Linked DNA regions of Homo sapiens: regions 2 and 3 are each linked to region 1. Evidence: chromatin contacts called from ENCODE Hi-C or POLR2A ChIA-PET data. All regions are on one chromosome and are shown on one strand. The core of a region is the stretch at or near the end of the contact, and the rest is flanking DNA. Distances in the headings are between cores, read along the strand shown.

Region 1 (3,598 bases), core at 1,020-3,519:
GTAGCTGGGATTACAGGCACCCGCCACAACGCCCGGCTAATTTTTGTATTTTTTTTTAGTAGAGACGGGGTTTCACCATGTTGGCCAGGCTGATCTCAAACTCCTGATCTCAGGTAATCTGCCTGCCTCGGCCTCCCAAAGTGCTGGGATTACAGGCATTAGCCACCGTGCCCGGCCAGGTATGCCTTTGCCCAGCCAGGTATGCCTTTTTATGGTGGGCACATATTCATCAAAAGTCATACTAGAGTAATCATATTGGCCCTATTCAAAATAGATAAAATATCCAAATGCCCAACAATAAAATGAATACATAAATTAAGGAATATTCACATAATGTAACATTATAATATATAACAATGAGAAACAAATACAACTTCATTCAACAATGTCAATGAATCTCATACTATCGAGCAAAAGAAGCTAGACCCTAAAAAATATATTGTATAATGTATATACATTAAGTTTAAAAGCAGGTGAAGCTAATCCATAGTGTTAAATGTCAGCATAATGATTATCTTTGTGGAGAGATGGGAAGAGGCATGAGGGGAACTCCCAGATATGGGTAAAGCTCTGCCCTTTCTCTGGGTGCTAGTTATATGTATGTGTTGAGTTGATGAAAAGTCAATACACTGTACTTATGATTCATGCACTTTTCTTTGTGTATGTTAGCCTGAATTAAAAAGTTTAAGAAAAAACAAATACTTTTTTTTTTTTTTGAGACAGAGTCTCACTCTGTTGCCCAGGCTGGAGTGCAGTGGGGCAATCTTGGCTCACTGCAATCTCCGCCTCCCGGATTCAAGGGATTCTCCTGCCTGAGCCTCCCAAGTAGCTGGGATTACAGGTGCACACCACCACGCCCAGCTAATTTTTGTATTTTTAGTAGAGACGGGGTTTCACCATGTTGGCCAGGCTGGTCACAAACTCCTGACCTCAAGTGATCCACTTGCCTTGGCCTCCCAAAGTGCTGGGATTGCAGGTGTGAGCCACCACGCCCGGCCAAAAACAAATACTTTTTTAAAAGAAAGTTTAAAACAAAAGTTAAAAAAAAAGAAAAAAACAGGTACAAACCTGAAAAATCTCCCAATTAACAAAGCTGGGACAATTTTAGCAACAAAATAATGTAGTATTGGAATGTAACCATTATAAGATAAACATCCATGAGTCCATACTGATATAAATAGCTAAGTGAGGGAGAAGAGGCAAACTTCCCTTGGGGAAGATAATTTATGTACATACTCCCCACTGCAGGAGGTAGAGCTTAAATACCCCGCCTTCCCACCTTGAGTGTGGGTTGCATTTATTGACTTGGTTCCAAAGTAGTGTGGAAGGGTAGGAGGAGTAATTGCACAGTAGAGAAAACTGGCAAGCACTACCTTAGAGAGGTAATCAAGGTTAACATGATCAGTGATGTCATTTTGACAGCATGTACCCTTGATTCTATGTGATGAGAACAGCCAGTCACCTTGTGGTCTTCCTCCTAAACACCCAAAACCCCAGTCTAACCATGAGAAAAATATTGGCCAAACCCAAATTGAGGCACATTCCACCAAATATCTGAGGAGTAACTCTTCAAAACTGTCAAGGTCATCAAAAACAAGAAGAATCTGAGAAACTGCCACAGCCAAAAATAGCCTAAGACGACATAATGAATAAATGCAATATGGTGTCCTGGACAGGATCCTGGAACAACAACAAAAAAAGGACATTGAAAGAAAGCTGGTAAATGTGAATAAAATGTGTAGTTTAGTGAGTAATAGTGCGCCAATCAAACTGGTTTCTTAGATGTGATCAACGTAACATAGTAAAATAATTAAGATGTTCACAATAGGAGAAACTAGGTGAGGAGACAGGAACTCTAGGTGTCATCTTTGCAACTTTTCTGCACAACTACAACTATTCTAAAATAAAAGGCGTTTCTTTTTAAACGGGAATCCTCAACAGCGCCTCTCTCATGGGGTTGCAAGAAATCAATGAGATAGTACAGACCAAGTGCAGGGCTCAGTGCTTAGCACATAAATGTCAGATGTGGTTATTGTAATATTATGTAACATTGAGGGACAAAAGCTCTGACACCTCGGTGTTTTAATTAGAGTAAGCAAAGGACAGACGCGCGTACGTCCCACCGCGTCAGCCCTGTGAACATCCAGAGGTTCCAGCCAGAGTACGTCCGGCCGGAGGCGGGGCGCGGAGGGGACGTCGGCGTGGGGCGGGGCCAGTAGCAGTTCCCACGCCGGCGCTCCAGGCGCGGCAGGCTGCCGCCCCCGGAAGTAGTGGGTACCGGGACGCCGTGAGGCGGAAGCTGTGTATGGCGGGAGGCTGTGGCGGTCCCTTGGTGGGGAAGCTGTTGCTGTTGCTAGACGACGGGAACTAGCTCTCGTCACTTCCTCAGCCCGCCGTCTGCCCACTCCTCTAGCCGGAACCTGGGGGCCCGGAGCCGGGGTAGGCACAGAGTTGTCCTCGGAGGTCCAGGACAGCGGCCAGCCCGGCGGCGGGAGTCAGGGCCACGCCACCTGCAGGGAAGAACCCGAGTCGAAGCGGGAAGATGGCTGCAGACAAGCCTGCAGGTAGGGCGCCAATGTCCCGAGCGACGAGACGGCGGGACGTGCGGGGCCGGGCGGACCCTGAACTCGGAGGCGGCGGGGCCCGGGGTGGGGACTCCAGGGCGACTTGAATTTGGGCGTGCATTTCTTTACCCCATCCTCTGTCTCGGCTGTCGCTAACATGAGTCTTCGGGCCCCGGGTCCAATAGTTGTTTTACTCAAGTGCAGTATTTGAAGTCGCCACTGGCCGCCTTTGCCCTGCTCTTCAGAATAACTCCGGCCCAAAAAGCTTAAATGTATTTTGCCGCTTCGCAGAATTTTCCGCTTCTTCGTGGGAAAAGCAGACAAGAGAAAGTCACCCTGGAGCACACATCTGCCTATAATATCGCGTGGCTGAGGCTGGGATTCACCTGGGCTGTTTTGACCACATGTGGCTTCCTCTGGTCATTGACTCCTGTGAAATTAACTTTGTAAAAACCACTTTTTTTTTTCTTGATAGAGACGGGCGGGGGTCTCGCTATGGTGCCCAGGCTGATCTCGAACTTCTGGGCCCAAGCGATCCTTCCGCCTTGGCCTCTCAAAGTAAACCACTTATTTAAAAAGGCATAAAATCCTATTGTCTCTCTACAGTCTGTGCTCCTAAAATCTTGCATTTGGTACTTAATTGCTCTAGTTCCTCGAAATTACTTAATCTCAATGGTTTTCTTTATGGATTATTGCTCCCATTCCTAGAATCTTCCACATTAAGGAATATAAAATTATTTCCTGACCTTGTCCGGAATGTTTCCCGCAAGAAATTCATATTCTTTGTGGCATCCAGGTTTTATTGGAAAGAACTTAAGTGACAGGATTTAAAAGTGATGGAACTTAAAATTTTTACAGTGAATTTAATTTAAAATTAAAGAAAAACTCAGTGTGCTGTGGATTTTAGTAGGTTCTGGTCACAATAACTGACAAATGAACTTCACTTGGAAATTAAGCCAATTCTATTTTAGGTACAGAGGAATAAAAATCATTAGAGGATCTCTTCAATAATCTAAGAAGAAAAACAACAGAAC
Region 2 (3,622 bases), core at 1,123-3,622, 270 kb before region 1:
GGCTGAGGCAGGAGAATTGCTTGAACCCAGGAGGCAGAGGTTGCAGCGAGCTGAGATCATGCCACTGCACTCCAGCCTGGGCAACAGATTGAGACTGACACACACACACACACACACACACACACACACACACACACACACACACACACACACACACTGCATCATTAATTCCTCCAGCAGTTTTTTTCATCTGGGTCTTAAGTTGAAGGGATTTTATAGACCTAGCGTTTTTTTTTAAGTTTTTGAGATGTTTGTTACTACACAAATATGAATAGGGAAACATTAATATAATTAAATCTGAAAGTTATTTGAAACAACTAAATTCACCCATGCGCCCACCATTCCACAGTTTCTACAATGTTATATTTTGGCCCTTGTTTAAGAATATGTGTAAAGTTTGCAGGGCTGTTACCCTACTGACAATAATAGATTCTGCTTTGTTGCTTATTTTTCTATTACAAAATTTAATATTTGGTAATGTCCCTGTTGCTATAAAAGCTTCATAATTGCACATAATATGTACAATCATCTAAGTGGATATTTTTAAATTTATGTGACCACTCACTTTTAAACATGTAGGTTTGCTTTTGAGCTTTTAGCTACTATAAATGATATTACATTGAACATTTTCAGGGGTTGGCAAACTACAGCCCACAGACCAAATCTGGCCTGCCACCTGTTTTTGTAAATAAAGTTGTATTGGAACACAGCCAAACCCATTCATTCATGTATTACATATGGTCACTTTCACACTAGCACTGCAGAGTGGAGTTGCAATAAAGATTGTGTGGCCCGCAAAGCCTAAAATATGTCCTATTTGGTCATTTACCAAAAAGAAATGGCCAATCGCTGTTTTACGGTATGCAGTAGAGTTTTCTTTTGACTTAGATTATTTTCCTTAAGATAAATTCTGAGAGATGGATATTTATTCACAGGATATATAACTTAGTTTGTTGATTTCAAAATAACCTCTATTTGTAACATGATTATGACCTTAAAGACAGTGACATATCAGAACAAATGAATTAGCTGATTCATTGATACATTCATTTATTAACTGTTATAAGATTAGAGTGATTAGAAGATATTATTAACACACCTTTGGTCCATTTCATTTGTACTCAGAGGTAACTAATCTTCATCTCCATTATAACTCCTCTAATAGCACCCAGTTCTTTTCATTCACAGTGTTTCTCATAGTTTTAGATTTTTTTATTAGTGCAACACTAGCTGCTGTAACAAATAACTCTCAAATGTTACTGGTTTGACACGATAGCTTTCTCCCTCAGCCATTTAGGAACCCCAGCATGGGGGTTCCTGGTCAGTAGGCAGCTTTTTTCCTATGTGGCTATTCAAGTTTGGGCCAAGATTTTTCTATTCTTTTTAAACTACTTTTTTGGGGAAAGAGCCCACTTAAACAGTTGCAGTGGCCATACTGGTGTGTGCCCAAATATCCCCTTTATTGCTGAGGCATTCATCCGCCGCAGGTTCCAAGAATGTGGCCTGCTGAGTCCCTCCCCACAAATTGATGTCCACCAAAGGGACTCGCCTCACCCAAGATGATGCCTAACCTCTCCCTGGGGGCAGCCTGTATCCAGTGGTCAGTGGAGAGTCAGGAAGGCCTGGTCTGCTTGCTTCAACAGAGAAAACTCTGAAGAGCGGTCCTAGCTTCAGTGCTCCTCGGAGTATCAGCCAAGGCCTTTGTTATGACTGCTCAAATCCTCCCTCCACCTGGTCCTGTCTTGCTTACTCTCCCACTGTAATCTCTTGGAGAGCACTCCCCAGTTAACTTTTTGCATGCAAATCTCTTTCTCAGAGTCTATTTCCAGGGAATTCCACCACCCCAGGACCAAATGACCAAGCTACATTTTCTTGGTTCAGTTTTCATTCTCCACGTTCCACTGACGTTGAAAATTTGCACCTTCTTTACCGCTGTATTTCAGCACTGCGTTCACAGCTTCTGTTTGGTGCAAGTCTCTGCTCGTCCCCTCATCTTTGACATTTCTTACTAAGGCTCCTTTTATTGCCTCATTACTTTAGGAAGAGGTGAAGTACAAATTACCAAGATAATAAATATTCAAATTGCACAGACCATCTGCCCCTGAACAGATGTCCACTCTAAGTCAATGTCAATCTCCATCCCTGGGGCAAGGGGAGAGGTGAAGAAACTTTACCATTGAAGCTTCATGGGAGGAAAAGGGATGCTGGGGAAGTGTGGCTTCTCTTGAGTTTCTGATTCATACACAGGAAGAGATTCCTTCCAGAAAATTTAGCTAAGGAAGAGGAAATGATAACCCAAGAATGTTATGATATGGAGCCTGCCAATTCTTTACGACAACGGAAGTGCTGCAGGGACCCAGTGAGAGTTTTACTTTTGCATTTAGCTCTTGTGGGCAGAGCATGTGATGCATGCCAGGAACTGTGCGTAGTGCTTTTCAGGTATTGGAAGAGCTCTCTAAGTGGGGTACTATTTGTCACCTCCACTTTCCAGGTGGAAAACAGGCCCTGGGAGGTTACATAGCCTTTCCAGGTTACACAGCTAAGAGGCAATGGGAATTTGACCCCAGAACTGTTTGACTCCAAAGCCAAGCTCTTAATCTGTATTGTCTTGCCTCTCTTCTGTAGAGGCCAAGGTTGTCCACAGTCTAGCCCAGGGACCAGCCAAAGTACTTTAGCTGGGGATGGAAGTAAACCTGTTCAAAACGCAGATTCCTGGGCCCCAGCTCAGACCCACTGGATTAAAAACTCCTCTGGCTGACGAGATCACGCCACTGCACTCCAGCCTGGGTGACAGAGCAAGACTCTGTCTCAAAATAATAATAATAATAATAATAAACTTTGGCTGAGGGGCCCAGGGACCTGCATTTTAACGCATCCCCTTGTGGATACACTCTCTAAAGGATGAGAATGTCAAGTAGTGACTTTCTCACTGCCATACAGATCACAGGCCACCTTCATAACTTCCCTTGCCTTGTGTCAAGCAAACCAGCAGGGACCTGAGACCATCAGCACCTTTGTGACACCTGCAGGTCGTCTTCCACTGTCATGCTGCCTTTTCAGTAGGCCCTCCCGTTGGGATTAAGTACTTTCTTTCATGCTACTCTTCATCTCCTGATAAGGGAGGGAAACTGAGGCAGTGGAACTGCTGGATTCCTACTCCTCAGTGAAATCTTGGGTACATCACCTGCCTTCTCTATGCCTCAGTTCCCTCTTCCGTGAGATGGGGGTGATAATATTACCTGCTCAGGGTTACTGTGCAGATCTTCTCTGAAGTATTTAAGCTCTGAGTGAATGTTAGTTATTTTTTTATTACCTCCTTTCAGTAGTCTAGTGAGATCTTTAATCTTTTCTCCAGAAGTTAGCTGGGTCTGTTCTTGCTATTCCATATTCATAATATTTTCTACAAGGTCTTCATTTCCTTTTTCCCTTTGCACATCTCCAACTTGCCTCTGCAAATCTATGCTAGTCCCTTTGATAAGAATATTAGATTAGCACAGGTCTGTGTCTGCATGAGGAGAGAGCCCACTTGGTCTTTGTCCAAGGTTTCTCAGACGTTTCATTTTGTATTTAGCTGTCATCTGTAGAGCATGTCATACATGCCAGGCCTGTGTTTTTGACTTAG
Region 3 (3,613 bases), core at 1,067-3,566, 380 kb after region 1:
AGTAAATATTTTAGGTGTTGCAGCCATAGAGGTCTCCATCTCAACTACTCAACTCTGCCACTATAGTACAAAAGCGGCCACAGATGATATATAAACGGTGTGGCGATTCCAATATACTTTTACTTACAAAAAAATGTAGGTGGCAGCCATAATTTGCAGGTCTTTGTTTTAGAGTAACTGTCTCCATTCTGTAAGCTCCTTAAGCACCAGAGACTTTTAAAGATGTTGATCTTCCAAACAGTCATAAATAGGCTTATTACCTCATGATGAATGCCCTGTTAATTGGATGAAGTTAAGTTGTGGGTGGAAGGTCGTCCACTCCTAATTATTTTCACCTTGGATATTATCAATGGCTTTAGCTTTTTCAGGTAGAAACTGAGATAAACATCCACATATGCAAACCATCATAGGTGGCACTGGCTCAGCTAATCCCCCCAAAAGAGAAACATCTGCATATCTGACTGAATCATGACGATGAATAAAAGCACAGACCTGGTTTCCTGTATCTGTAACACAACAGTGTTGAGGGCCCTAAATGTTCTCAGACAGGGATTTAAGCCTTCTGGTCTGACTCATTTTTACCCTGGCTGCAAACACGTAGCTCCTCCCTGGCCATCTCAAACTCTGAGCACTGAGAGAGAAAACCAGCATCAAGAATTGAGGAAAGCCACCATTTTCTACCCTTCAACATGAATTAAGACAGAGACAGAAATCAGCTTTTACAGAAATCTTTATTTTTTTTGAGACAGAGTCTCACTTTTTTGCCCAGGCTGGAGTGCAGTGAGTGGTGTGATCACGGCTCACCACAGCCCCAACCTCCCAGGCTCAAGTGATCCTCCTGCCTCTGCCCCCTGAATGGCTGGGAACACGGGTGCATGGCAGCATACTCAGCTAATTTTTAAATTTTTTGTAGAGATGGAGTTTCACTATGTTGCCCAGGCTGGTCTTGAACTCCTGGGCTCAAGAGATCCTCCTGCCTCGGCCTCCCAAAGTGCTGGGATTACGGGCATTGAGCCATCAGCCTTGGCCCTTTTACAGAAATCTTCACACACAGAAATACTGTTTACAGGCCTGGCACAGTGGCTCATGGCTTTCATCCCAGCACTTTGGGAAGCTGAGGTGGGCGGATCATGAGGTCAAGAGATTGAGACCATCCTGACCAACATGGTGAAACCTCATCTCCACTAAAAATACACAAAATTAGCTGGCGTGGTTGCCCGCACCTGTAGTCCCAGCTATTCAGGAGGCTGAGGCAGGAGGATCACTTGAACCCAGGAGGTGGAGGTTGCAGTGAGCCGAGATCTCATCACTGCACTCAGCCTGGTGACAGAGAGAGACTCTGTCTCAAAAAACAAAAACAATAACAACAACGAAAAGAATTACTGTCTACAAATCCCCCGGTTCCTTCTTATCAAAGCAATCAGCTTCTATTCCATTCCAGAGCCGTTCGGTGGGTATGTGATGTGCACAAATGCATGATGTGCCCTCATGGCTACCAGGCAGAGGCGTGGAAGGCCAGGAGACTAGAGACACAGTGTGTCAGGGATGAAACTGCTCCCACATGTGCTTCACAAAAGGAGGCGACAGTGACGGTTCTGAAAGTCCTACGGAAGCCAATATGTCAACTGGGATGGCTTCCAGACAGAAGGAACACGTATAGGAACTGTGCGTCAGAAGGTAAGTAGGACAACCATGAAAGATGATGAAAGAATTTTGAACGATATGAAAAAGTGCTCATGACAAAGAATGAAGCAAAAAAAGCCACACAGAAAATAGGTCACACAGAATGAACTTACTCTGTAAGAAAGCAGAAAAAAAAGGCATAAAAAATATTCAAGGAAACTCCCAAAATGTGAAGAGCTTTGCTATGGCTCCTGAGGTTTGAGTAACAATTATGTTTTTTCTGCTTTCTTATGTCTATACTTGTTTATTTTGTAAACAAGGGGCAAAAATGATTAGTGGGATTCAAGCATGTGGAGATGGGAAGGGGAGAGGAGGAGGAGGAGGGGGACAGAGTCACCTGGCAGGACCCAGGGTCAAGTTAAAGTCATCTGAGGTTGCTAGGGATGGACACAAGAAGAAATATCTCCACACAGTCAACTTCATTCTCCTTTGCAGAATTAATACTTGATTATACTTTTTGTGGCATTTCCAAAACCAAAAGGGGCAGAAAAGTTGTGAGCAGAAATTGAAAGTGATTCAAGGAGAGGCAGAGACTGAAAAAAAGAGGGCATCAAAAGAGGGTTTGCACCTGAGGCCAGAAGAAAGGAAGAAGACACAGCCATGCAGAGCAAAGACGCACCCAAGTTTCAGACTTGATATCTTCATGTAGGAAAATGTGGTTCCTATTAGCTTAACCAGTACAGACACAAGATGGTAAAAACTAGGGGCACGTGGGGTGACTCACACATCCCTCTGTGAGCAGCAACCTGGCCTCTCTCAAGAAGACATCTCCTCCCACCACAAAGCCTCAGAACGGACACCCTGGCCAGTGCAGCCCTCTCAGCACCTCTGTCCACCGACACCTGAAAGGCAAAGCAGTGCCCATGCTCCCACCCTACTATGATCCATCCCCACAAGCTGCCCATAGTACTGTTCATAAGAAGGAAGCCTGGCCCACACTCCCCTAGGGAGTGCCACTTTGCATCCCTGGGATGTCCAGGATGCAGCCACTTTTACATAACTTTACTCTTTTCCATAAAAGCATCCCTGGTCATAGCTGGGCACGGTGGCTCACGCCTGTAATCCCAGCACTTTGGGAGGCTGAGGTGGGTGAATCACCTGAGGTCAGGAGTTTGAGACCAGCCTGGTCAACATGGTGAAACCCTGTCTCTACTAAAAATACAAAAACATAGCCAGGCATCGTGGTGCACGCCTGTAATGCCAGCTACTTGGGAGGCTGACACAGGAGGGTCGCCTGAACCTGGGAGGCAGAGGTTGCAGTGAGCCGAGATTGTGCCACTGCATTCCAGCCTGGGCGACAGAGCGAGACTCTGTCTCCTAAAAAAAAAAACAAAAAACCTTTACTCTTTTCCATAAGAGCATCCTTGGTCATAGCCGGGCACGGTGGCTCACGCCTGTAATCCCAGCACTTTGGAAGGCCAAGGCGGGCAGATCACCTGAGGTCAGGAGTTTGAGACCAGCCTGGCCAACATGGCGAAACCCCGTCTCTACTAAAAATACAAAAATTAGCCAGGCATGGTGGCATGCGCCTGTAATCCCAGCTACATGGGAGGCTGAGGTGGGAGAATTGCCTGAACTCAGAAGGCAGAGGTTGCAGTAAGCCGAGATTGCCCCACTGCACTCCAGCCTGGGCAACGGAATGAGACTCTCTCTCAAAAAAAAAAAAAAAAAAAAAAGAGCATCCATGGCATCCTTGGTCAATGTCCAATGAACATGGTTTTATGTTTCACCTAAGTAATTTTACCAACACCAAAAACTGTTAAAGTTCAATGTACCCCACAGTATATTAGTCCTTGCAGAGCCAAGAACACATAGAAGAAGGAGAATGGGGCAGGAAGTAAGAGAGGAAACATAACAGCCAGCCCCAATTGACCATATCCTTTTCCATTCCAGGGTTATCTGACTGTCAAGGCAGTGCCGATACCAAAGT

The links. A loop is a pair of places that touch in the nucleus more often than their neighbours do. ChIA-PET counts read pairs that join two places held with the same protein, here RNA polymerase II (POLR2A). Pooled maps may share reads with other maps.
Region 2: a pooled map shows a loop between it and region 1 (3-fold over the local background). The contact joins the enhancer-like site here to the promoter of CNOT10 in region 1. A Hi-C loop is called at or near these places in 1 of 168 maps with a recorded cell type or tissue (B cell), 2 of 37 single-sample maps with no recorded cell type and 9 of 50 pooled maps. POLR2A ChIA-PET finds 5 or more read pairs at or near these places in 2 of 52 experiments (activated T-cell and activated naive CD8-positive, alpha-beta T cell).
Region 3: a pooled map shows a loop between it and region 1 (5-fold over the local background). The contact joins the enhancer-like site here to the promoter of CNOT10 in region 1. A Hi-C loop is called at or near these places in 10 of 50 pooled maps. POLR2A ChIA-PET finds 5 or more read pairs at or near these places in 2 of 52 experiments (HEK293 and T-cell).

The regions. Positions count from the first base shown.
Region 1 is chr3:32,682,919-32,686,516 of GRCh38, forward strand. CNOT10 (CCR4-NOT transcription complex subunit 10) reads left to right here and starts at 2,270. Exons shown (of 19, transcript NM_015442.3): 1 at 2,270-2,564. The coding sequence starts at 2,543. RefSeq lists a silencer at 2,071-2,380.
Region 2 is chr3:32,412,384-32,416,005 of GRCh38, forward strand. The region is part of intron 1 of CMTM7 (CKLF like MARVEL transmembrane domain containing 7); the gene reads left to right. Among named protein-coding and RNA genes, the nearest start is that of CMTM7, 22 kb to the left of the region's middle. Within about 2 kb of position 2,373, at least 13 of the 41 ENCODE cell types and tissues checked have a DNase peak (open chromatin) inside an H3K27ac peak, as active enhancers do; they include B cell, where a contact is called at or near this core.
Region 3 is chr3:33,061,440-33,065,052 of GRCh38, forward strand. All of the region lies in intron 5 of GLB1 (galactosidase beta 1), which reads right to left. Among named protein-coding and RNA genes, the nearest start is that of GLB1, 34 kb to the right of the region's middle. RefSeq lists an enhancer at 447-496. Within about 2 kb of position 2,317, at least 6 of the 41 ENCODE cell types and tissues checked have a DNase peak (open chromatin) inside an H3K27ac peak, as active enhancers do.